Linked DNA regions of Homo sapiens: all the other regions are linked to region 3. Evidence: chromatin loops called from intact Hi-C (ENCODE). Cell type or tissue: heart right ventricle. All regions are shown on one strand. Links, peaks and the distances in the headings refer to the core of each region. The heading gives the core; the rest is flanking DNA. Region 1 has its middle 96 kb from the start of MIR8071-2. Region 2 holds the start of LOC105378184 (a long non-coding RNA gene). Region 3 holds the start of MIR8071-1 (microRNA 8071-1).

The links. Hi-C counts contacts between places; a loop is a spot of excess contacts. Peaks named below come from ENCODE experiments on the same cell type or tissue, not always from the same donor. Only the 100,000 strongest peaks of a DNase experiment are listed, where the experiment ranks them.
Region 1: it touches region 3 in a loop (4-fold over the local background); 10 of 110 quality-filtered maps call a loop at or near these places.
Region 2: it touches region 3 in a loop (22-fold over the local background); 51 of 110 quality-filtered maps call a loop at or near these places.

The regions. Positions count from the first base shown.
Region 1 is chr14:105,731,981-105,739,686 of GRCh38, reverse strand. It overlaps IGH. Among named protein-coding and RNA genes, the nearest start is that of MIR8071-2, 96 kb to the right of the region's middle. In heart right ventricle, for the core only: no CTCF peak of the experiment used is centred there; no DNase peak of the experiment used is centred there.
Region 2 is chr14:105,757,337-105,765,042 of GRCh38, reverse strand. It overlaps LOC105378184 (a long non-coding RNA gene), which reads right to left and starts at 5,550. Exons shown (of 3, transcript XR_001751029.3): 1 at 5,351-5,550; 2 at 1,434-2,105; 3 at 1-984. It also overlaps IGH. In heart right ventricle, for the core only: no CTCF peak of the experiment used is centred there; no DNase peak of the experiment used is centred there.
Region 3 is chr14:105,613,456-105,621,161 of GRCh38, reverse strand. MIR8071-1 (microRNA 8071-1) reads right to left here and starts at 46; the gene lies at 1-46. It also overlaps IGH. In heart right ventricle, for the core only: no CTCF peak of the experiment used is centred there; DNase peaks (open chromatin) are centred at 3,172, 3,629 and 3,971; H3K27me3 peaks cover 767 bases.

The sequences.
Region 1 (7,706 bases), core at 1,597-6,596, 120 kb before region 3:
CCCACGCTGTCCCCTACAGTACCTGGCACTGTCCCCCATGCTGTCCCCTCCTGTATGAAACCCTGTCCCACATGCTGTCCCCACCTGTCCGTGACAATATCCCCCACACTGTCCCCACCTGTCCCCGACACTCTCCTCCACGTTGTTCTTACCTAAACCCGACACTTTCCTCCATGCTGTCCCCACCCATCTCCGACACTGTACCCCACGTTGTCCCCACCTGTCCTCAACACTGTCCCCCATGCTGTCCCCACCTGTCCCCAACACTCTCCTCCATGCTGTCCCCACCTGTCCCTGATATTGTCCCCCATGCAGTCTCCACCTGTCCCCAATGCTGTCCCCCAGGCTGTACCTACCAGTACAACACTGTCCCCCATGCTGTCCCCACCTGTCCCTGACACTGTCCCCCACGCTGTCCCCTCCTGTCCCCGACACTGTCCCCCACACTGTCCCCACCTGTCCCCAACACTATCCTCCATGCTGTCCCCTCCTGTCCCCACCTGTCCCCTACACTGTCCCCCATGCTGTCCCCACCAGTCCCCAAAACTTTCCTCCACACTGTCCCCACCTGTCCCCAACACTGTCCCCCACGCTATCCCCCCTGTCCCCGACAATGTCCCCACTGTTTCCTCCTGTTCCCTCCTATCCCTGACACTGTCCGCCATGCTGTCCCCACCTGTCCCTGACACTGTCTCCCACTCTGTCCCCTATAATCCCTGACACTGTCCCCCACGCCGTCCCCTCCCGTATGCACCACTGTCCCCCAAGCTGTCCCCACCTGTCCTCAACACAGTCCCCCATGCTGTCCCCACCTGTCCCCAACACTCTCCTCCATGTCCCCACCTGTCCCTGATATTGTCCCCCATGCAGTCCCCACCTGTCCCCGATGCTGTCCCCCGGGCTGTACCTACCAGTCCAACACTGTCCCCCACACTCTCCCCACCTGTCCCTGATACTGTCCCCCATGCTGTCCCCACCTGTCCCGGACACTGTTCTCCACGCTCTCCCCTCCTGTCCCTGACACTGTCCCCCACACTGTCCCCACCTGTCCCCAACACTATCCTCCATCCTGTCCCAACCTGTCTCCTACACTGTCCCCCATGCTGTCCCCACCAGTCCCCAACACTGTCCTCCATGCTGTCCCCCATGTCCCCAACACTGTCCCCCATGCTATCTCCCCTGTCCCTGACAATGTCCCCACTGTTTCCTGTCCCCTCCTATCCCTGACACTGTCCCCCATGCTGTCCCCACCTGTCCCCCACATGGTCTCCACCGGTCCCTGACACTGTCTCCCACTCTGTCCCCTATAATCCCTGACACTGTCCCCCACACCGTCCCCTCCTGTATGCACCACTGTCCCCCATGCTGTCCCCACCTGTCCCTGATGCTGTCCTCCACACAGTCCCCACCTCTCCCTGACACTGTCCCCATCTCTCCCCAACACTCTCCTCCATGCTGTCCTTAACTGTCCCCAACACTCTTCCACACTCTGTCTCCACCTGTCCCTGACACTGTCCCCCACACTGTCCTCACCTGTGTCTGACACTGTCCCCCACGCTGTCCCCACCTGTCCCTGACGCTGTCTTCTGTGCTGTCCACATGCTGTTGGTGCCCTGGCTCTGCTCTCTATCACCAAGCCTCAGAGCAGGCAGTGGTGAGGCCATGGCACCTGGGTGGCATGAGGGGCCGGATGGGCCTCAGGGGCAGGGCTGTGGCCTGCGTGGACTGACGGGTGGGTGGGCCTTGGGGGCAGAGAGGTGGCCTCAGTGCCCTGAGGGGTGGGTGGGGCTCGGGGGCAGGGCTGTGGCCTCGCTCACCCCTGTGCTGTGCCTTGCCTACAGGTGAAGTGGATCTTCTCCTCGGTGGTGGACCTGAAGCAGACCATCATCCCCGACTACAGGAACATGATCGGACAGGGGGCCTAGGGCCACCCTCTGCGGGGTGTCCAGGGCCGCCCAGACCCCACACACCAGCCATGGGCCATGCTCAGCCACCACCCAGGCCACACCTGCCCCCGACCTCACCGCCCTCAACCCCATGACTCTCTGGCCTCGCAGTTGCCCTCTGACCCTGACACACCTGACACGCCCCCCTTCCAGACCCTGTGCATAGCAGGTCTACCCCAGACCTCCGCTGCTTGGTGCATGCAGGGCACTGGGGGCCAGGTGTCCCCTCAGCAGGACGTCCTTGCCCTCCGGACCACAAGGTGCTCACACAAAAGGAGGCAGTGACCGGTATCCCAGGCCCCCACCCAGGCAGGACCTCGCCCTGGAGCCAACCCCGTCCACGCCAGCCTCCTGAACACAGGCGTGGTTTCCAGATGGTGAGTGGGAGCGTCAGCCGCCAAGGTAGGGAAGCCACAGCACCATCAGGCCCTGTTGGGGAGGCTTCCGAGAGCTGCGAAGGCTCACTCAGACGGCCTTCCTCCCAGCCCGCAGCCAGCCAGCCTCCATTCCGGGCACTCCCGTGAACTCCTGACATGAGGAATGAGGTTGTTCTGATTTCAAGCAAAGAACGCTGCTCTCTGGCTCCTGGGAACAGTCTCAGTGCCAGCACCACCCCTTGGCTGCCTGCCCACACTGCTGGATTCTCGGGTGGAACTGGACCCGCAGGGACAGCCAGCCCCAGAGTCCGCACTGGGGAGAGAAGGGGCCAGGCCCAGGACACTGCCACCTCCCACCCACTCCAGTCCACCGAGATCACTCAGAGAAGAGCCTGGGCCATGTGGCCGCTGCAGGAGCCCCACAGTGCAAGGGTGAGGATAGCCCAAGGAAGGGCTGGGCATCTGCCCAGACAGGCCTCCCAGAGAAGGCTGGTGACCAGGTCCCAGGCGGGCAAGACTCAGCCTTGGTGGGGCCTGAGGACAGAGGAGGCCCAGGAGCATCGGGGAGAGAGGTGGAGGGACACCGGGAGAGCCAGGAGCGTGGACACAGCCAGAACTCATCACAGAGGCTGGCGTCCAGCCCCGGGTCACGTGCAGCAGGAACAAGCAGCCACTCTGGGGGCACCAGGTGGAGAGGCAAGACGACAAAGAGGGTGCCCGTGTTCTTGCGAAAGCAGGGCTGCTGGCCACGAGTGCTGGACAGAGGCCCCCACGCTCTGCTGCCCCCATCACGCCGTTCCGTGACTGTCACGCAGAATCTGCAGACAGGAAGGGAGACTCGAGCGGGAGTGCGGCCAGCGCCTGCCTCGGCCGTCAGGGAGGACTCCTGGGCTCACTCGAAGGAGGTGCCACCATTTCAGCTTTGGTAGCTTTTCTTCTTCTTTTAAATTTTCTAAAGCTCATTAATTGTCTTTGATGTTTCTTTTGTGATGACAATAAAATATCCTTTTTAAGTCTTGTACTTCGTGATGGGAGCCGCCTTCCTGTGTCCACGCGCCTCCTGCCCCCGGTGGAAAACACGGTCAGGAGGAGGCTGGTCCAGCTGCACCTCGGGGGCTCCCTGCATACGCCCCCCGCCTCCTGCAGCCACACGCATTGCCCGAGCGACCCTCCCTGGCCCCTGTCACTACATGGACCCCCGGGGCTTCTCCTCTTTTCTACATGGATGCAGTTTCTCCTCCTGCTGGGCACGGTGCTGCCTGCCCTGGTCACTCTGCGGGGGACAGGGCCTCCAGGGAAAGCTGGGTCGAGGCTGGGAGCTGGCTCAGGCTGGCCAGGCAGAGCCACAGGGAGGGCCTTCCAGAACCAACCATGGTCCGAAGCGAGAGGTGGGTGTCAGATCTGTGTGCGTCAGCTCAGGACCACAGCGGGGCAGCTCCCACGGCAGACATGGATCCTCCCAGGCCTAGAGACCAGGAATCTGAGATCAGGATGCAGGCAGGGCTGGTTTCTCTCAAGCCCTCTCTCCTTGGCTTGTAGACACCGTCTCCTCCCTGGTCCTCACATGGCCATACCTCTGTGTGCCCGTGTCCTAAGCTTCTCTTCTTAGAACACACATCGGATTAGATTAGTGACCCCCTATGAACTTAATGACCTCTGTAAAGACCCCATCTCCAAATAGTCACATTGTGAGGCCAGGGATTAAGACTTGAATATATGAATTTGTAGGGGCCACGATTTAACCCATCACAGTCCAGACTCTGGCCCCCAAAATTCATGTTCTTCTCACATGCAAAACACATTCATCCTGTCTCAGCATCCCCCTGGGCACTAGGTCATGTAGCAAGGACGGATTCTCAACAGAAATAACTATTGCAACGGAAGAAAGAGTCCGGCATGACCTGGACTCACCTTCATCTGTGCAGAGGCCACAGCCTTGTAAAGGGAGGTGGTAGGGGGAGCAGGGTGGGTGCTCGGGGCTCAGTCGTTGGGGAAGGGAAAAGTTTCCCAGCGCTGGTCAGCGTCCCCGGGATGGGACCCGCTGTGTCCGTGCCGGCCACTGTTGAGGTCAGGATTCTGTCCTCCCAGAGCCTGGAGACACAGGCCCCATCCTTCACAAAGGGGACACTTCAGGGAGTGGCTCTCAGGTCCCGAGAAAGACCCTCCTGGGTCACAGGAAATGCACAGACATCAGGAACGGATAGAAGGTCGTGTGGTTGCGGCCCTCTCAGCAGATACCCTGAGAAAGGGAGGTCGGGGTTGGTCCAAACGGTGAGTTCTGGTGCACGGAGCTTTCTCAGGCAGGTGTTGACGGGGCAGGGGTCGGCCTAGGGGTACGGCCAGAAGCTGTTAGAAACTGTTAGTGTCTGCTCAAGTCTTTACAAGCCAAGGTTGAGGCCGAGTGGAGAGGCTCCGAGGAGCCTGGCTGGAACTCAGTCAAGGACAGGGTCTTGTTACTGCAGTGGCTGCGGTGGCTGCGGTGGCTGCGAAATGCCGTCGGAGTTGCCTGTGGCAGGAGAGAGACCATCTCACCCAGGAAGGAGGAGTGGTTGGATTCGTTTGTGTGGCATCGAGCAGCTGGAGCTTCACCAAACACAGAGTTGGGGATGAAATCCCCAGAGCCCGGACCCTGCCATGCCGTGGGAAGGCTCGCTGCTGGAGGGTGGGCTCCAGGGGGCCTGGCCTGAACTGGGTGCTGAAGCCCAGCCCTTTAACTCTCAGGACACGCTGCTGCAGCCCCGCGGGGGGTGAGGGAGACAGCACCTGGGGTGCAGGGCGGGCAGCTGCTGCATCACCGGCTCTATCCCAAGCCCAAGGATGGCGTCCCAGAGATGCAGGAGAGCTTTGTCCAGAGAAGGTGCCAGCCCTCAGGGACCCTGCTGGACAGCTCTCCACCCTCTGCCCTTCAAGGGGCCCTACGGGCCTCCGGGTGCCCTGGTGGGGTGGGCTCCAGTCCACTGTCTGAGGATGGACGGCCTGGCCAGGATAAGGAAAGGAGACCCAGGACGGTGCCGGGCTCCGGGTCATTCCGTGCACTGAGCAGGCTGAGTTGGGAAGAAGCAGATGCTTCCTGCAGCTCCTGCCCCTGCAGGGCCTGGCGCCTGGACCAGGTTCCCCTGGGGAAATTGGGCCCCTCCCTGAGCCACCCGGGGCCCACCTCCCACTTTCTACCTGGGACCGAGCATCCTCCAGAGGGTCAGCCCTCCTGCGGGAACACCATGCCCAGCCCCAGGACCCTCCCTCAACTCTCCAGCAAGGCTGCCCCTGCACGCCCCCAGCAGCCCATGCTGTGATGTAGCATGACATCATGTGATGTGGTGTGATGTCCTATGACAGGGTGACATCCCTGGTGTGATGTGGTGTGATGTGGCGTGATGTCCTTTGTGTGATGTGGTGTTGGACTACATGGTTGGACATAGTGTGATGTGGTGTGACCGAGTGTGACATCCCTGGTGAGATGTGGTGTGACATGGTGTGAGGTGTTGTGACATGGTGTAATGTCCCTGGTGTGAGGTGGTATGACATGGTGTGAGGTGTTGTGACATGGTATAATGTCCCTGGTGTGAGGTGGTGTTGGACATGATGTGATGTGGTGTGACAGAGTGTGATGGGTATGACATCCCTGGTATGATGCGGTATGAGATTATGTGGTATGGTGTGACATGATGTGATGTGGCGTAACATCCTTGGGGTAATGGGGTATGATGTCGTTTGACGGGTGTGGTGGTGTGGGGTGTGATGAGGTGTGGTGTGACATGATGTGACCTGTGACGTGCTGTGTCAGGGTGCCACATCCTTGCTGTGATGTGATGCGGTGTGACACGGTGTGATGTGGCATGATGGGGTGTGACCCGGTACGACATCCCCAGTGTGATGAGTTAATGGTGTGATGTGTGACATCCCTAGTGTGACATAGTGTGATGTGGTGTGATGAAGAGGGCCTCGCCCTCCACAGCTGTGGGTATTTCTCATCAGGTGGAAACACGAGACTGAGAAAAGAAATAAGACACAGAGACAAAGTGCAGAGAAAGAACAGTGAGCCCAGGGGACCGGCACACTCAGCACGCGAGGACCTGCACCGGCACCGGTCTCTGGGTTCCCTCAGTATTTATTGATGACTATTTTCACTATCTCCATACGGGGAGTGCGGCAGGAGAACAGCGTGAACAGGGTGATGATGGGGAGAAGGTCAGCAGGAAAACATGTGAGTAAAGGAATCTGCATCATAAATAACTCCCAGGGAAGGTACCGTGCTGGGATGTACACATAGACTAGATTTATGTTTCTCTTTACCCAAACATCTCAGTGTAGTGAAGAGTAACAGAGCCGTATCACCGCTAGCATATCTTGTCTCCAGCCTTAGGGCGGTTTTCTCCTACCTCAGAATAGAATGAATGGTGGGTGTAAAGCCCAGACATTCCATTCCCAGGGACGTGCAGGAAACAGAGGCCTTCTTCTTATCTCAACCGTAAAGAGGCCTTCCTCTTTTACCAATCCTCCTCAGCACAGACCCTTTACAGGTGTCAGGCTGGGGGACAGTCAGGTCTTTCCCTTGCCATGAGGCCATATCTCAGGCTGTCTCAGTGAGGAGAAACTGGGACAATACCTAGGCTTTCTCCGGCAGAGGTCCCTTCAGCTTTCCGCAGCGTATTCTGTGCCTAGTTAACAGAGAATGGAGAATGGCGATGACTTCTACCAAGCACACTGCCTGCAAACGTATCGTGAACCAGGCACGTCCTGCGCAGCCCTAAACCCCTTAAACCTTGATTCCATGCAGCACAGGTTTCTGTGAGCACAGTGTTGGGGCTAAAGTTACAGGTTAACAGCGTCTCAAAGCAGAACAATTTTTCTTTGTACAGATCAAAATGGAGTTTCTTATGTGTTCCTTTTCTACATAGGCACAGTAACAGTCTGATCTTTCTTTTCCCCAGTGTGACATGGTGTGACGTTCCTGGTGTGATTCTTGTGTTGTGACATTTGTGGTCACCCCAGGATACAGAGGTCTCTGTGGCCAAGGGAAGGGGGAGAATGGAACCATCTGAGCATGTTGACCTGGAGGAATTGGTGGCCCTTGAGTCCACGAAGCCCACCCTTCCAGGTGCCCCTGCCCCACGTGACCCAAGTGGGCTTGCAGAGCAGCAAGCAGGACTCTGGTTAGACAGGAGGAAGGACCTGCCACCACGTGGCCTTGTGAGGAGACAGAGCGAGGCTGTGACCTCGGCGTCCGAGGCAGGCTGAAGAGACGGGCAGAGGGAGGATGCTGGGGAGGCAGGGGTGAGGGGAGTGAGAGCCCAGGTTTCAGCTGAGCCCCTCCACAGGGAAGGAGCCTAGCTGAACACCCATCTCCCCACACACTCCCAACCCTGCCTCTGCCCGACCACCT
Region 2 (7,706 bases), core at 1,869-6,868, 140 kb before region 3:
AGAGAAGGCTGGTGACCAGGTCCCAGGCGGGCAAGACTCAGCCTTGGTGGGGCCTGAGGACAGAGGAGGCCCAGGAGCATCGGGGAGAGAGGTGGAGGGACACCGGGAGAGCCAGGAGCGTGGACACAGCCAGAACTCATCACAGAGGCTGGCGTCCAGCCCCGGGTCACGTGCAGCAGGAACAAGCAGCCACTCTGGGGGCACCAGGTGGAGAGGCAAGATGCCAAAGAGGGTGCCCGTGTTCTTGCGAAAGCGGGGCTGCTGGCCACGAGTGCTGGACAGAGGCCCCCACGCTCTGCTGCCCCCATCACGCCGTTCCGTGACTGTCACGCAGAATCCGCAGACAGGAAGGGAGGCTCGAGCGGGACTGCGGCCAGCGCCTGCCTCGGCCGTCAGGGAGGACTCCCGGGCTCACTCGAAGGAGGTGCCACCATTTCAGCTTTGGTAGCTTTTCTTCTTCTTTTAAATTTTCTAAAGCTCATTAATTGTCTTTGATGTTTCTTTTGTGATGACAATAAAATATCCTTTTTAAGTCTTGTACTTCGTGATGGGAGCCGCCTTCCTGTGTCCACGCGCCTCCTGCCCCCGGTGGGAAGCACATTCAGGAGGAGGCTGGTCCAGCTGCACCTCGGGGGCTCCCTGCATACGCCCCCCGCCTCCTGCAGCCACACGCATTGCCCGAGCGACCCTCCCTGGCCCCTGTCGCTACATGGACCCCCGGGGCTTCTCCTCTTTTCTACATGGATGCAGTTTCTCCTCCTGCTGGGCACGGTGCTGCCTGCCCTGGTCACTCTGCGGGGGACAGGGCCTCCAGGGAAAGCTGGGTCGAGGCTGGGAGCTGGCTCAGGCTGGCCAGGCAGAGCCACAGGGAGGGCCTTCCAGAACCAACCATGGTCCGAAGCGAGAGGTGGGTGTCAGATCTGTGTGCGTCAGCTCAGGACCACAGCGGGGCGGCTCCCACAGCAGACATGGATCCTCCCAGGCCTAGAGACCAGGAATCTGAGATCAGGATGCAGGCAGGGCTGGTTTCTCTCAAGCCCTCTCTCCTTGGCTTGTAGACACCGTCTCCTCCCTGGTCCTCACGTGGCCATCCCTCTGTGTGCCCGTGTCCTAAGCTTCTCTTCTTATAAGAACACACATCAGATTAGATTAGTGACCCCCTATGAACTTAATGACCTCTGTAAAGACCCCATCTCCAAATAGTCACATTGTGAGGCCAGGGATTAAGACTTGAATATATGAATTTGTAGGGGCCACGATTTAACCCATCACAGTCCAGACTCTGGCCCCCAAAATTCATGTTCTTCTCACATGCAGAATACATTCATCCTGTCTCAGCATCCCCCTGGGCACTAGGTCATGTAGCAAGGACGGATTTTCAACAGAAATAACTATTGCAACAGAAGAAAGAGTCCGGCATGACCTGGACTCACCTTCATCTGTGCAGAGGCCACAGCCTTGTAAAGGGAGGTGGTAGGGGGAGCAGGGTGGGTGCTCGGGGCTCAGTCGTCGGGGAAGGGAAAAGTTGCCCAGCGCTGGTCAGCGTCCCCGGGATGGGACCCGCTGTGTCCGTGCCGGCCACTGTTGAGGTCAGGATTCTGTCCTCCCAGAGCCTGGAGACACAGGCCCCATCCTTCCCAATGGGGACACTTCAGGGAGCGGCTCTCAGGTCCCGAGAAAGACCCTCCTGGGTCACAGGAAATGCACAGACATCGGGAACAGACAGAAGGACGTGTGGTTGCGGCCCTCTCAGCAGATACCCTGAGAAAGGGAGGTCGGGGTTGGTCCAAACGGTGAGTTCTGGTGCACGGAGCTTTCTCAGGCAGGTGTTGACGGGGCAGGGGTCGGCCTAGGGGTACGGCCAGAAGCTGTTAGAAACTGTTAGTGTCTGCTCAAGTCTTTACAAGCCAAGGTTGAGGCCGAGTGGAGAGGCTCCGAGGAGCCTGGCTGGAACTCAGTCAAGGACAGGGTCTTGTTACTGCAGTGGCTGCGGTGGCTGCGGTGGCTGGAAAATGCCGTCGGAGTTGCCTGTGGCAGGAGAGAGACCATCTCACCCAGGAAGGAGGAGTGGTTGGATTCGTTTGTGTGGCATCGAGCAGCTGGAGCTTCACCAAACACAGAGTTGGGGACTAAATCCCCAGACTCCAGGCCCTGCCATGCCGTGGGAAGGCTCGCCACTGGAGGGTGGGCTCCAGGGGGCCTGGCCTGAACTGGGTGCTGAAGCCCAGCCCTTTAACTCTCAGGACACGCTGCTGCAGCCCCGCGGGGGGTGAGGGAGACAGCACCTGGGGTGCAGGGCGGGCAGCTGCTGCATCACCGGCTCTATCCCAAGCCCAAGGATGGCGTCCCAGAGATGCAGGAGAGCTTTGTCCAGAGAAGGTGCCAGCCCTCAGGGACCCTGCTGGAGAGATCTCCACCCTCTGCCCTTCAAGGGGCCCTACGGGCTTCCGGGTGCCCTGGTGGGGTGGGCTCCAGTCCACTGTCTGAGGATGGACGGCCTGGCCAGGATAAGGAAAGGAAACCCAGGACGGTGCCGGGCTCCGGGTCATTCCGTGCACTGAGCAGGCTGAGTTGGGAAGAAGCAGATGCTTCCTGCAGCTCCTGCCCCTGCAGGGCCTGGCGCCTGGACCAGGTTCCCCTGGGGAAATTGGGCCCCTCCCTGAGCCACCCGGGGCCCACCGCCCCCTTTCCACCTGGGACCGAGCATCCTCCAGAGGGTCAGCCCTCCTGAGGGAACACCATGCCCAGCCCCAGGACCCTCCCTCAACTCTCCAGCAAGGCTGCACTGTGGGCGGCCCCTGCACATACCCCAGCAGTCCATGCTGTGATGTAACATGACATGGTGTGACGTGGTGTGATGTCTCTGGTGTGACGTGGATGTCATGTGGCATGATGCGACAGGACATGGTGTGATGTTGTATGATGTGGTATGACGGTGTGATATCCGAGGGGTGATGTGATGTGGTGTGACATGGTGTAATGTCCCTGGTGTGAGGTGGCGTTGGACATGCTGGGATGTGGTGTGACACAGTGTGACATCCCTGGTGTGATGTGGTGTGATGAAGCGTAACAGGCTGTGACATAGTGTGACGTGGTGTGATATAATGTGATGTGGTGTGAGGTGGCGTGACATGGTGGGATGTGGTGTGACATGGTATAATGTCCCTGGTGTGAGGTGGTGTGATGTGGTATGATGGGGTGTGGCAGGGTACGACATCCCTAGTGTGATGATAAGTTTCATGGTATGATGTGGCGTGACATCCCTGGCGTGACATAATGAGATGTGGTGTGACATGGTGTGGCATTCCTGGTGTGACTCCTGTGTTCTGACATTTGTGGCCACCCCAGGATACAGAGGTCCCTGTAGCCAAGGGAAGGGGGAGAATAGAACCATCTGAGCATGTTGACCTGGAGGAATTGGTGGCCCTTGAGTCCACGAAGCCCACCCTGCCAGGTGCCCCTGCCCCACGTGACCCAAGTGGGCTTGCAGAGCAGCAAGCAGGACTCTGGTTAGACTGCAAGAAGGACCTGCCACCACGTGGCCTTGTGAGGAGACACAGAGCAAGGCAGTGACCTCAGCGTCCACCCAGCACAGGGTGCTGCTGAAGCTCCTCCTGTCCTCTCAGCAGCGGTCTCAGAGCAAGGCCCAAGGCAGGCTGAAGAGAGGGGCAGAGGGAGGATGCTGGGGAGGCAGGGGTGAGGGGAGTGAGAGCCCAGGTTTCAGCTGAGCCCCTGCACAGGGAAGGAGGCTAGCTGAACACCCATCTCCCCACACACTCCCAACCCTGCCTCTGCCCGAACACCTCCCAGAAGGCACCTCAAACTCTGCTACCCACACTCAGCAAGGGGTATGGTGTCCCCACCGAGTCCAGCCAGTGAGGCCCGGCACAGCCATGCCTGTGCCGACCACTCCCATGGCCAAGCTCCCTGCTAACATGGTAGGACAGAGCCAGGCCTGGAGGAGACAGAACATCAGTCCCATGGGGAAGCTCCCTGCTCACATGGCAGGGCCGGGCCTGGAGGAGACAGAACGCCCCGTCTGGTATGGTACTCAGGCTGCACATGCCTGCCACGCACGGGGGCCATGTGGCACACACGGGTACTCACACGGTCCTCACACAGGGACACACGCACTTGCAACCCCAGCACCCACCCAGTGCACTCATGCACGGGCTCCCCAGGTGGGTCACAGTCTCACGCCTTGAGCTACTCCATGTGCCAGGCCCTTCACCCACATTCCCGTCCCCGGTGCCAGCTGTTGAGCCACACCGTCTTCTCTGTGGATCCCTCCCAGCCCGCTCAGCACAATGGACATGCTCTCTCCAGTCCAGCAACTGCACTGGCCTCTTCCCCTCAGAATCCACGTCTGGCCATCTCCCAGGAAACCCGGACCACCACGGGCAGGGACCACCTTCTCACTGTCCATGTGGACCACCCCACACCTGACCCCAGGCAGAGTCACACTACGACCTGCTTCAATATTGAAAAGGGGAAAAGCTGGAGGAGGGGAAAGATGAAAGAGAAAAAAGCAAGAGGGGAGGGTCACATTCTTGTGAGGCTTTGATTAGAGTTCACTGAGCCCCCACGTTGCATGAAAAGGAGGGGTGGAGGGAGCAATTACGCATTCGCCTTGTGCTCAGTAAATCTGCACTTTATAAGCAAATAAACAGAGTAGAGGAAGAAGTCAAATATGCATTCGTCTCAGGGGTAGGAGGAACGATTTCTTGTCTCATTTTGTCCCATGTCATGAAGACCGGCCTGTTAATTTATATTCTCAGGGTGAGGGAGGCCACCTGGGTAGACCTGGCCTATCTGCTGCTGCTATCACTTTGGAAACAAAAGGAAAGGCATGACTTTTTTTTTTTTTCATGACTCAGCTTCCCACCTCAACTGTTCATTTTGGCATAGTGAGTTTGGAGTCCTGAGATTTTATTTTCCTTTCACAATGGTCAAGGTCGCACCCTCAGTATTCAGGAGAGCTGGTCCAACCCAGACCCCTGCCGTCCCTGGACGCTTTTCAAATACGTGCTGCAGTCTCTGACACTCTCTCACCATGGTAGAAACTGAGGTCTTGGTGAGCCTGCAAGCCCCTGCTCATGGGGACAATGCAGGCTGAAACCCGCATTTCTGACCCCAAAGCTCCTGTTCCTTTCACTCACCCCCACACCAGCTCTTTGAGTCCAGAGCTTTGTCCTTGCCTGAGTCCTACCCTCAGGGACAGGGGCCCAACCCAGACACCAACACATCATACCCTGAGAGGGTGCCAGGAGCCCAGAGATGTTTGGAGAGCACAGAAGCCCTGGAGGCTCTGTGGAGATGCTGCACATTTCTCTATTCAACAGATACTCACCAGGTGGCCAGCGGCAGAGATGCCACATGGCATGGAGCTCGCCTTGGCCAACAGGACAGGTGTGGGGTTGGGAGGCCTTCCCAGGGCACTCCTTGAAGCAGAGCTGTGGGGAAAAGTTGGGGCCAACCTCAGATCTCCTCATCAACACCGGTTCTCCTGCCCTCCTGGGCCACAGAAAACTAAGCTCCCTGGATACTGCGGCTGGGTGGGGCCATGAGGGAGAAGAAATCACAACGAGTTAAAAGATCATTTTCTAAAACTGTTATGATCAGGACTCACATAAACATATGACGACACATTTCAGAGATGCTCTTTATCTCATTAATTAAGGTGTCGTAACCAGTTCAAAGTGGAATTCTAAGTACTACACTTACATAATTGATTCAGGAATGCTAAAAGGAGTTCATAGATAGATGCAAAACTGGCCTTTTCCCTGGAAGATGAGGAGCAATTCATTGTCCTTCCAAAGGTGAGAACTTGAATTTCTACCAACTCAAAGAGCTTTTGCATTGCTATCAATTATGTACAACTTAGAGCAGTAGTCCCCAACATTTTTGGCACCAGGAACCAGTTCCATGGAAGACAATTTTTCCACAGACCAGGATCGGGGGATGGCTTGGGGACAAAGCTGTTCTACCTCAGATCATTAGGCATTAGGATTTCACGAGGAGTGTGCAACTTAGATCTGGGAATGTGCAGCTCGCAATAGGGTTCGCTCCTATGAGAATCTAATGCTGCCACTGATCTGACGGGAGGTGGAGCTCAGGCAGGAATGCTCACACACCCCTCACCTCCTGCTCTGTGGCCCAGTTCCTAACAGGCCATGAGCAGATTCCAGTGCATGACCCAGGGGTTGGGGACCCCTGGCTTATAGAGGTGTAAAATAGTTCAAAGGAAATAAAAGATGCAGAGCTCCATAGAATGAAATAACTTGGAAGAGTGTACAAGACGATGCCTTGCTTTCCATGGAAGGCACCTACTAATCTTTTGGTCCATTTCAGTTCTTCTTAATGCTTCCTATAAACATATATAACTGACTGACACAAACAGATCCATAATATAAAGAAGACCACTGTAAACCAATGAGAAAAAAAATCAAATAATCCAACAAGGAATAGGCAAGAGAATTGAACAGATGTTTTACAGAAGATATCCAAATAGCCACTAAACATATGAAAAGATGTTGAACCACACTAGTCAACAGGGAAATGAAAATGAAAAACCACATGAGAGAAAGTAGTTCTGATTCCAATAATTCTGGAGCAGCTAATATCAGACTAGCCCTTTGGCAGATGGCAATTATAAACACTAGAAACGCTGTAAGCACACACAACACCCACACACACCAATTGCAGGCACTGGAACATGACCAGAAGTAGGCAAACACTAGTAAGGATTATTCCGTTAAATATTCGTCTGAAGTCACACTCCAGGGCATGTAATGGGTACAGCTAGAGTTCAAGCAGGAAACTGCAGCCCTCCTGGTGAGGAGTGGGATGCCGGGCTACATTTTCAGAGCAGCTGGAAATGAAGAGAAGATGTCCATAAAGGAGAAGGTCACCGAAGGGAAACCCCACAATCTGCAAGTAAACTCCACTGAAACCTCTGGCTGATCCCTTAGGTGTGCATGGGTAGGGAAAACTCCAAAGGGCCCAGCAGAAAGCAACACGTGTAAGGTCAAGAGAACTGAGATTCCAGCTACTGCCAACTGCCAGGCAGACAGACTGGGGAGTTTGAGTCAACTCAAGCTAACTGCTTGCTAACATTGAAAAAAACAATTAATGTTCTGCTAAGGAAGAATGCAAACCCCATAGCCTGTACACATGTTAACAACATCAGGTGCACATCCAAAATTACCAGGTATGCAAAGAAATATGAAAATGTGATCCATAGTTAAAAGAAAAAGGGATCAATGGAGATCAACTCCAAGATGACCTAGATGCAGATACAGTTATCAGACAAGGACTTTAAAGAAGTTATGTTAAATATGTTCAAAGACTTAAAGGAAAATATGGTTATCATGAGTGACTAGATGAGGTATCTCTATAAAAAACTGAAAATAGTTACAAGAAGCAAATGAAAATTCTAGAACTAAGAGTATGATTCGGAAATGAAAAACATCATTTGACCAGGCCCAGTGGCTCATACCTGTAATCCTAGCACTCTGGGAGGCCAAACATGGAAGGATCACTTGATCTCAGGAGTTTGAGACCACCCTGGGCAACATGGTGAAACCCCATCTCTATTTTATTAAAGAAGAAAAGAAAGAGAAAAACATTACCCAAGTTTAATAACAGATTGGACAAGACATAAGAAGGAACTGAAAACTTAAAGATGCATCAATAGAATATGTCAA
Region 3 (7,706 bases), core at 992-5,991:
CCAGTCCACCGAGATCACTCGGAGAAGAGCCTGGGCCATGTGGCCGCTGCAGGAGCCCCACAGTGCAAGGGTGAGGATAGCCCAAGGAAGGGCTGGGCATCTGCCCAGACAGGCCTCCCACAGAAGGCTGGTGACCAGGTCCCAGGCGGGCAAGACTCAGCCTTGGTGGGGCCTGAGGACAGAGGAGGCCCAGGAGCATCGGGGAGAGAGGTGGAGGGACACCGGGAGAGCCAGGAGCGTGGACACAGCCAGAACTCATCACAGAGGCTGGCGTCCAGTCCCGGGTCACGTGCAGCAGGAACAAGCAGCCACTCTGGGGGCACCAGGTGGAGAGGCAAGACGACAAAGAGGGTGCCCGTGTTCTTGCGAAAGCGGGGCTGCTGGCCACGAGTGCTGGACAGAGGCCCCCACGCTCTGCTGCCCCCATCACACCGTTCCGTGACTGTCACGCAGAATCCACAGACAGGAAGGGAGGCTCGAGCGGGACTGCGGCCAGCGCCTGCCTCGGCCGTCAGGGAGGACTCCCGGGCTCACTCGAAGGAGGTGTCACCATTTCAGCTTTGGCTTTTCTTCTTCTTTTAAATTTTCTAAAGCTCATTAATTGTCTTTGATGTTTCTTTTGTGATGACAATAAAATATCCTTTTTAAGTCTTGTACTTCGTGATGGGAGCCGCCTTCCTGTGTCCACGCGCCTCCTGCCCCCGGTGGGAAGCACGGTCAGGAGGAGGCTGGTCGAGCTGCACCTCGGGGGCTCCCTGCACTCGCCCCCCGCCTCCTGCAGCCACACGCATTGCCCGAGCGGCCCTCCCTGGCCCCTGTCGCTACATGGACCCCCGGGGCTTCTCCTCTTTTCTACATGGATGCAGTTTCTCCTCCTGCTGGGCACGGTGCTGCCTGCCCTGGTCACTCTGCGGGGGACAGGGCCTCCAGGGAAAGCTGGGTCGAGGCTGGGAGCTGGCTCAGGCTGGCCAGGCAGAGCCACAGGGAGGGCCTTCCAGAACCAACCATGGTCCGAAGCGAGAGGTGGGTGTCAGATCTGTGTGCGTCAGCTCAGGACCACAGCGGGGCAGCTCCCACGGCAGACATGGATCCTCCCAGGCCTAGAGACCAGGAATCTGAGATCAGGATGCAGGCAGGGCTGGTTTCTCTCAAGCCCTCTCTCCTTGGCTTGTAGACACCGTCTCCTCCCTGGTCCTCACATGGCCATCCCTCTGTGTGCCCGTGTCCTAAGCTTCTCTTCTTATAAGAACACACATCGCATTAGATTAGTGACCCCATATGAACTTAATGACCTCTGTAAAGACCCCATCTCCAAATAGTCACATTGTGAGGCCAGGGATTAAGACTTGAATATATGAATTTGTAGGGGCCACAATTTAACTCATAACAGTCCATGCTATGGCCCCCCAAATTTCATGTTCTTCTCACATGCAAAATACATTCATCTGTCTCAGCATCCCCCAAGTCTTAGTCCTTTCAGCATCAATTCTAAGCCTAAAATCTCATCAAACTGTCACCCTCATCAGGCACAGGTGAAACCTGGTGTGTGATTCATTCTATGGTAAAATTCAGCCCATAGGACACATGGTGGGTGCCAGGAACGAGGACAAGGCAGGAGAGGCAAAGGTGGAGAGAGACATTTTCAAAGATAAAGCTGGGCACTAGATCATGTAGCAAGGACGGATTTTCAACAGAAATAACTATTGCAACAGAAGAAAGAGTCCGGCATGACCTGGACTCACCTTCATCTGTGCAGAGGCCACAGCCTTGTAAAGGGAGGTGGTAGGGGGAGCAGGGTGGGTGCTCGGGGCTCAGTCGTCGGGGAAGGGAAAAGTTGCCCAGCGCTGGTCAGCGTCCCCGGGATGGGACCTGCTGTGTCCGTGCCGGCCACTGTTGAGGTCAGGATTCTGTCCTCCCAGAGCCTGGAGACACAGGCCCCATCCTTCACAAAGGGGACACTTCAGGGAGCGGCTCTCAAGTCTTGAGAAAGACCCTCCTGGGTCACAGGAAATGCACAGACATCGGGAACGGATAGAAGGACGTGTGGTTGCGGCCCTCTCAGCAGACACCCTGAGAAAGGGAGGTCGGGGTTGGTCCAAACGGTGAGTTCTGGTGCACGGAGCTTTCTCAGGCAGGTGTTGACGGGGCAGGGGTCGGCCTAGGGGTACGGCCAGAAGCTGTTAGAAACTGTTAGTGTCTGCTCAAGTCTTTACAAGCCAAGGTTGAGGCCGAGTGGAGAGGCTCCGAGGAGCCTGGCTGGAACTCAGTCAAGGACAGGGTCTTGTTACTGCAGTGGCTGCGGTGGCTGCGGTGGCTGGAAAATGCCGTCGGAGTTGCCTGTGGCAGGAGAGAGACCATCTCACCCAGGAAGGAGGAGTGGTTGGATTCGTTTGTGTGGCATCGAGCAGCTGGAGCTGCACCAAACACGGAGTTGGGGACTAAATCCCCAGACTCCAGGCCCTGCCATGCCGTGGGAAGGCTCGCCACTGGAGGGTGGGCTCCAGGGGGCCTGGCCTGAACTGGGTGCTGAAGCCCAGCCCTTTAACTCTCAGGACACGCTGCTGCAGCCCCGCGGGGGGTGAGGGAGACAGCACCTGGGGTGCAGGGCGGGCAGCTGCTGCATCACCGGCTCTATCCCAAGCCCAAGGATGGCGTCCCAGAGATGCAGGAGAGCTTTGTCCAGAGAAGGTGCCAGCCCTCAGGGACCCTGCTGGAGAGATCTCCACCCTCTGCCCTTCAAGGGGCCCTACGGGCCTCCGGGTGCCCTGGTGGGGTGGGCTCCAGTCCACTGTCTGAGGATGGACGGCCTGGCCAGGATAAGGAAAGGAAACCCAGGATGGTGCCGGGCTCCGGGTCATTCCGTGCACTGAGCAGGCTGAGTTGGGAAGAAGCAGATGCTTCCTGCAGCTCCTGCCCCTGCAGGGCCTGGCGCCTGGACCAGGTTCCCCTAGGGAAATTGGGCCCCTCCCTGAGCCACCCGGGGCCCACCGCCCCCTTTCCACCTGGGACCGAGCATCCTCCAGAGGGTCAGCCCTCCTGAGGGAACACCATGCCCAGCCCCAGGACCCTCCCTCAACTCTCCAGCAAGGCTGCACTGTGGGCGGCCCCTGCACATACCCCAGCAGTCCGTGCTGTGATGTAACATGACATGGTGTGACGTGGTGTGATGTCTCTGGTGTGACGTGGATGTCATGTGGCATGATGTGACAGGACATGGTGTGATGTTGTATGATGTGGTATGACAGTGTGATATCCGAGGGGTGATGTGATGTGGTGTGACATGTTGTAATGTCCCTGGTGTGAGGTGGTGTTGCACATGGTGGGATGTGGTGTGACATGGTGTAATGTCCCTGGTGTGAGGTGGTGTTGCACATGGTGGGATGTGGTGTGACACAGTGTGACATCCCTGGTGTGATGTGCTGTGACATAGTGTGATGGGTATGACATCCCTGGTATGATGAGCTATAATATGAAATGATGTGGAATGGTGTGACATGATGTGATGTGATGGGACAAGGTGTGACATCCCTGGTGTGATGTGGTGTGATGAAGTGTAACAGGCTGTGACATACTGTGATATGGTGTGGCATGTGACGTGGTGTGACATGTGATGTGGTGTGATGGGGTGTGACATCCCTGGTGTGATGGGGTGTGAGGTAGTTTGACGTGGTGTGATGTAATGTGATGTGGTGTGATGGGGTATGACATCTGTGGTGTGATGAGGTGTGGTGTGACATGATGTGACGTGTGACGTGCTGTGACAGGGTGCCACATCCTTGGTGTGATGTGATGCGGTGTGACATGGTGTGATGTGGCAGGATGGGGTGTGGCAGGGTACGACATCCCTAGTGTGATGATGAGTTTCATGGTGTGATGTGGCGTGACATCCCTGGCATGACATAGTGTGATGTGGTGTGACATGGTGTGACATTCCTGGTGTGACTCTGCTGTTGTGACATTTGTGGTCACCCCAGCATACAGAGGTCTCTGTGGCCAAGGGAAGGGGGAGAATGGAACGATCTGAGCAGGTTGACCTGGAGGAACTGGTGGCCCTTGAGTCCACGAAGCCCACCCTGCTAGGTGCCCCTGCCCCACGTGACCCAAGGGGGTTGCAGAGCAGCAAGCAGGACTCTGGTTAGACAGGAGGAAGGACCTGCCACCACGTGGCCTTGTGAGGAGACACAGAGCGAGCCTGTGACCTCGGCGTCCACCCAGCACAGGGTGCTGCTGAAGCCCCTCCTGTCATCTCAGCAGGGGTCCCAGGGCAAGGCCCGAGGCAGGCTGAAGAGAGGGGCAGAGTGAGGATGCTGGGGAGGCAGGGGTGAGGGGAGTGAGAGCCCAGGTTTCAGCTGAGCCCCTGCACAGGGAAGGAACCTAGCTGAACACCCATCTCCCCACACACTCCCAACCCTGCCTCTGCCCGACCACCTCCCAGAGGGCACCTCGAACCCTCTAACACCCACACTCAGCAAGGGGTATGGTGTCCCCACCGAATCCAGCCAGTGAGGCCCGGCACAGCCACGCCTGTGCCCACCACTCCCATGGCCAAGCTCCCTGCTAACATGGTAGGACAGGGCCAGGCCTGGAGGAGACAGAACATCAGTCCCATGGGGAAGCTCCCTGCTCACATGGCAGGGCAGGGCCTGGAGGAGACAGAACGCCCCATCTGGCATGGTACTCAGGCTGCACATGCCTGCCACGCACGGGGGCCACGCGACAATGCCTGCCACGCATGGGGGACATGTGATGCTGCCTGCCACGCATGGGGGACACGCAACAATGCCTGACACGCATGGGGGCCACGTGACACACACATACACACACGGGCCTCACAGGCACACGAATGTTTGCAACCCCAGCACCCACCCAGCACACTCAGGCACAGGCTCTCCAGGTGGGTCACAGCCTCACGCCTTGAGCTACTCCATGTGCCAGGCCCTTCACCCACGTTCCTGTCCCCAGTGCCAGCTGTTGAGCCACACCGTCTTCTCTGTGGATCCCTCCCAGCCCACTCAGCACAATGGACATGCTCTCTCCCGTCCAGTGACTGCACTGGCCTCCTCCCCTCAGCACCCACGTCTGGCCATCTCCCAGGAAACCCGGACCACCACGGGCAGGGACCACCTTCCTCACTATCCACATGGACCACCCCACACCTGACCCCAGATGCAGTCACACTATGTCCTGCTTCAATATTGAAAAGGGGAAAAGCTGGAGGAGGGGAAAGATGAAAGAGAAAAAAGCAAGACGGGAGAGTCACATTCTTCTGAGGCTTTGATTACATCTCACTGAGCCCCCACGTTGCATGAAAAGGAGGGGTGGAGGGAGCAATTACGCATTCGCCTTGTGCTCAGTAAATCTGCACTTTATAAGAAAATAAACAGAGTAGAGGAAGAAGTCAAATATGCATTTGTCTCAGGGGCAGGAGGGATGATTTCTTGTCTCATTTTGTCCCATGTCATGAAGACCGGGCTGTTAATTTATATTGTCAGGGTGAGGGAGGCCACCTGGGTAGACCTGGCCTATCTGCTGCTGCTCTCAGTTTGGAAACAAAAGGAAACGCATGACTTTTTTTTTTTTTCATGACTCAGCTTCCCACCTCAACTGTTCTTTTTGGCATAGTGACTTTAGGGTCCTGAGATTTTATTTTCCTTTCACAATGGTCAAGATCGCACCCTCAGTATTCAGGAGAGCTGGTCCAACCCAGACCCCTGCCGTCCCTGGACACTTTCAAATACGTGCTGCAGTCTCTGACACTCTCTCACCATCGAAGAAACTGAGGCCTTGGTGAGCCTGCAAGCCCCTGCTCATGGGGACAATGCAGGCTGAAACCCGCATTTCTGACCCCAAAGCTCCTGTTCCTTTCACTCACCCCCACACCAGCTCTTTGAGTCCAGAGCTTTGTCCTTGCCTGAGTCCTACCCTCAGGGACAGGGGCCCAACCCAGCCACCAACACATCATACCCTGAGAGGGTGCCGGGAGCCCAGAGATGTTTGGAGAGCACAGAAGCCCTGGAAGCTCTGTGGAGATGCTGCACATTTCTCTATTCAACAGATACTCACCAGGTGGCCAGCGGCAGAGATGCCACATGGCATGGAGCTCGCCTTGGCCAACAGGACAGGTGTGGGGTTGGGAGGCCTTCCCAGGGCACTCCTTGAAGCAGAGCTGTGGGGAAAAGTTGGGGCCAATCTCAGATCTCCCCGTCAACACCGGGTCTCCTGCCCTCCTGGGCCACAGAAAACTAAGCTCCGTGGATACTGCGGCTGGGTGGGGCCGTGGGGGAGAAGAAATCACAACGAGTTAAGAGATCATTTTTTAAAACTATTATGATCAGGACTCACATAAACATATGACGACACATTTCAGAGATGCTCTTTATCTCATTAATTAAGGTGTCGTAACCAGTTCAAAGTGGAATTCTAAGTACTACACTTAACATAATTGATTCAGGAATGCTAAAAGGAGTTCATAGATAGATGCAAAACTGGCCTTTTCCCTGGAAGATGAGGAGCAATTCATTGTCCTTCCAAAGGTGAGAACTTGCATTTCTACCAACTCAAAGAGTTTTTGCATTGCTATCAATTATGTACAACTTAGAGCAGTGGTCCCCAACATTTTTGGCACCAGGAACCAGTTCCATGGAAGACAATTTTTCCACAGACCAAGATCGGGGGATGTCTTGGGGACAAAGCTGTTCTACCTCAGATCATTAGGCATTAGGATTTCACGAGGAGTGTGCAACTTAGATCCCAGGAATGTGCAGCTCGCAATAGGGTTCGCTCCTATGAGAATCTAATGCTGCCACTGATCTGACGGGAGGTGGAGCTCGGGCAGGAATGCTCACACATCCCTCACCTCTTGCTCTGTGGCCCAGTTCCTAACAGGCCATGAACCGGTTCCAGTGCATGACCCAGGGGTTGGGGACCCCTGGCTTATAGAGGTGTAAAATAGTTCAAAGGAAATGAAAGATGCAGAGCTCCACAGAATGAAATAACCTGGAAGAGTGTACAAGACGATGCCTTGCTTTCCATGGAAGGCACCTAGTAATCATTTGGTCCATTTCAGTTCTTCTTAATGCTTCCTATAAACATATATAACTGACTGACACAAACAGATCCATAATATAAAGAAGACCCCTGTAAACCAATGAGAAAAAAAATCAAATAATCCAACGAGGAATAGGCAAGAGAATTGAACAGATGTTTTACAGAAGATATCCAAATAGCCACTAAACATATGAAAAGGTGTTGAACCACACTAGTCAACAGGGAAATGAAAATGAAAAACCACATGAGAGAAAGTAGTTCCGATTCCAATAATGCTGGAGCAGCTAATATCAGACTAGCCCTTTGGCAGATGGCAATTATAAACACTGGAAATGCTGTAAGCACACACAACACCCACACACACCAATTACAGGCACTGGAACATGACCAGAAGTAGGCAAACACTAGTAAGGATTATTCCCTGAAATATTCATCTGAAGTCACACCCCAGGGCATGTAATGGGTGCAGCTAGAGTTCAAGCAGGAAACTGCAGTCCTCCTGGTGAGGAGTGGGATGCAGGGCTACATTTTCAGAGCAGCTGGAAATGAAGAGAAGATGTCCATAAAGGAGAAGGTCACCGAAGGGAAACCCCACAACCTGCAGGTAAACTCCACTGAAACCTCTGGCCGATCCCTTAGGTGTGCATGGGTAGGGAAAA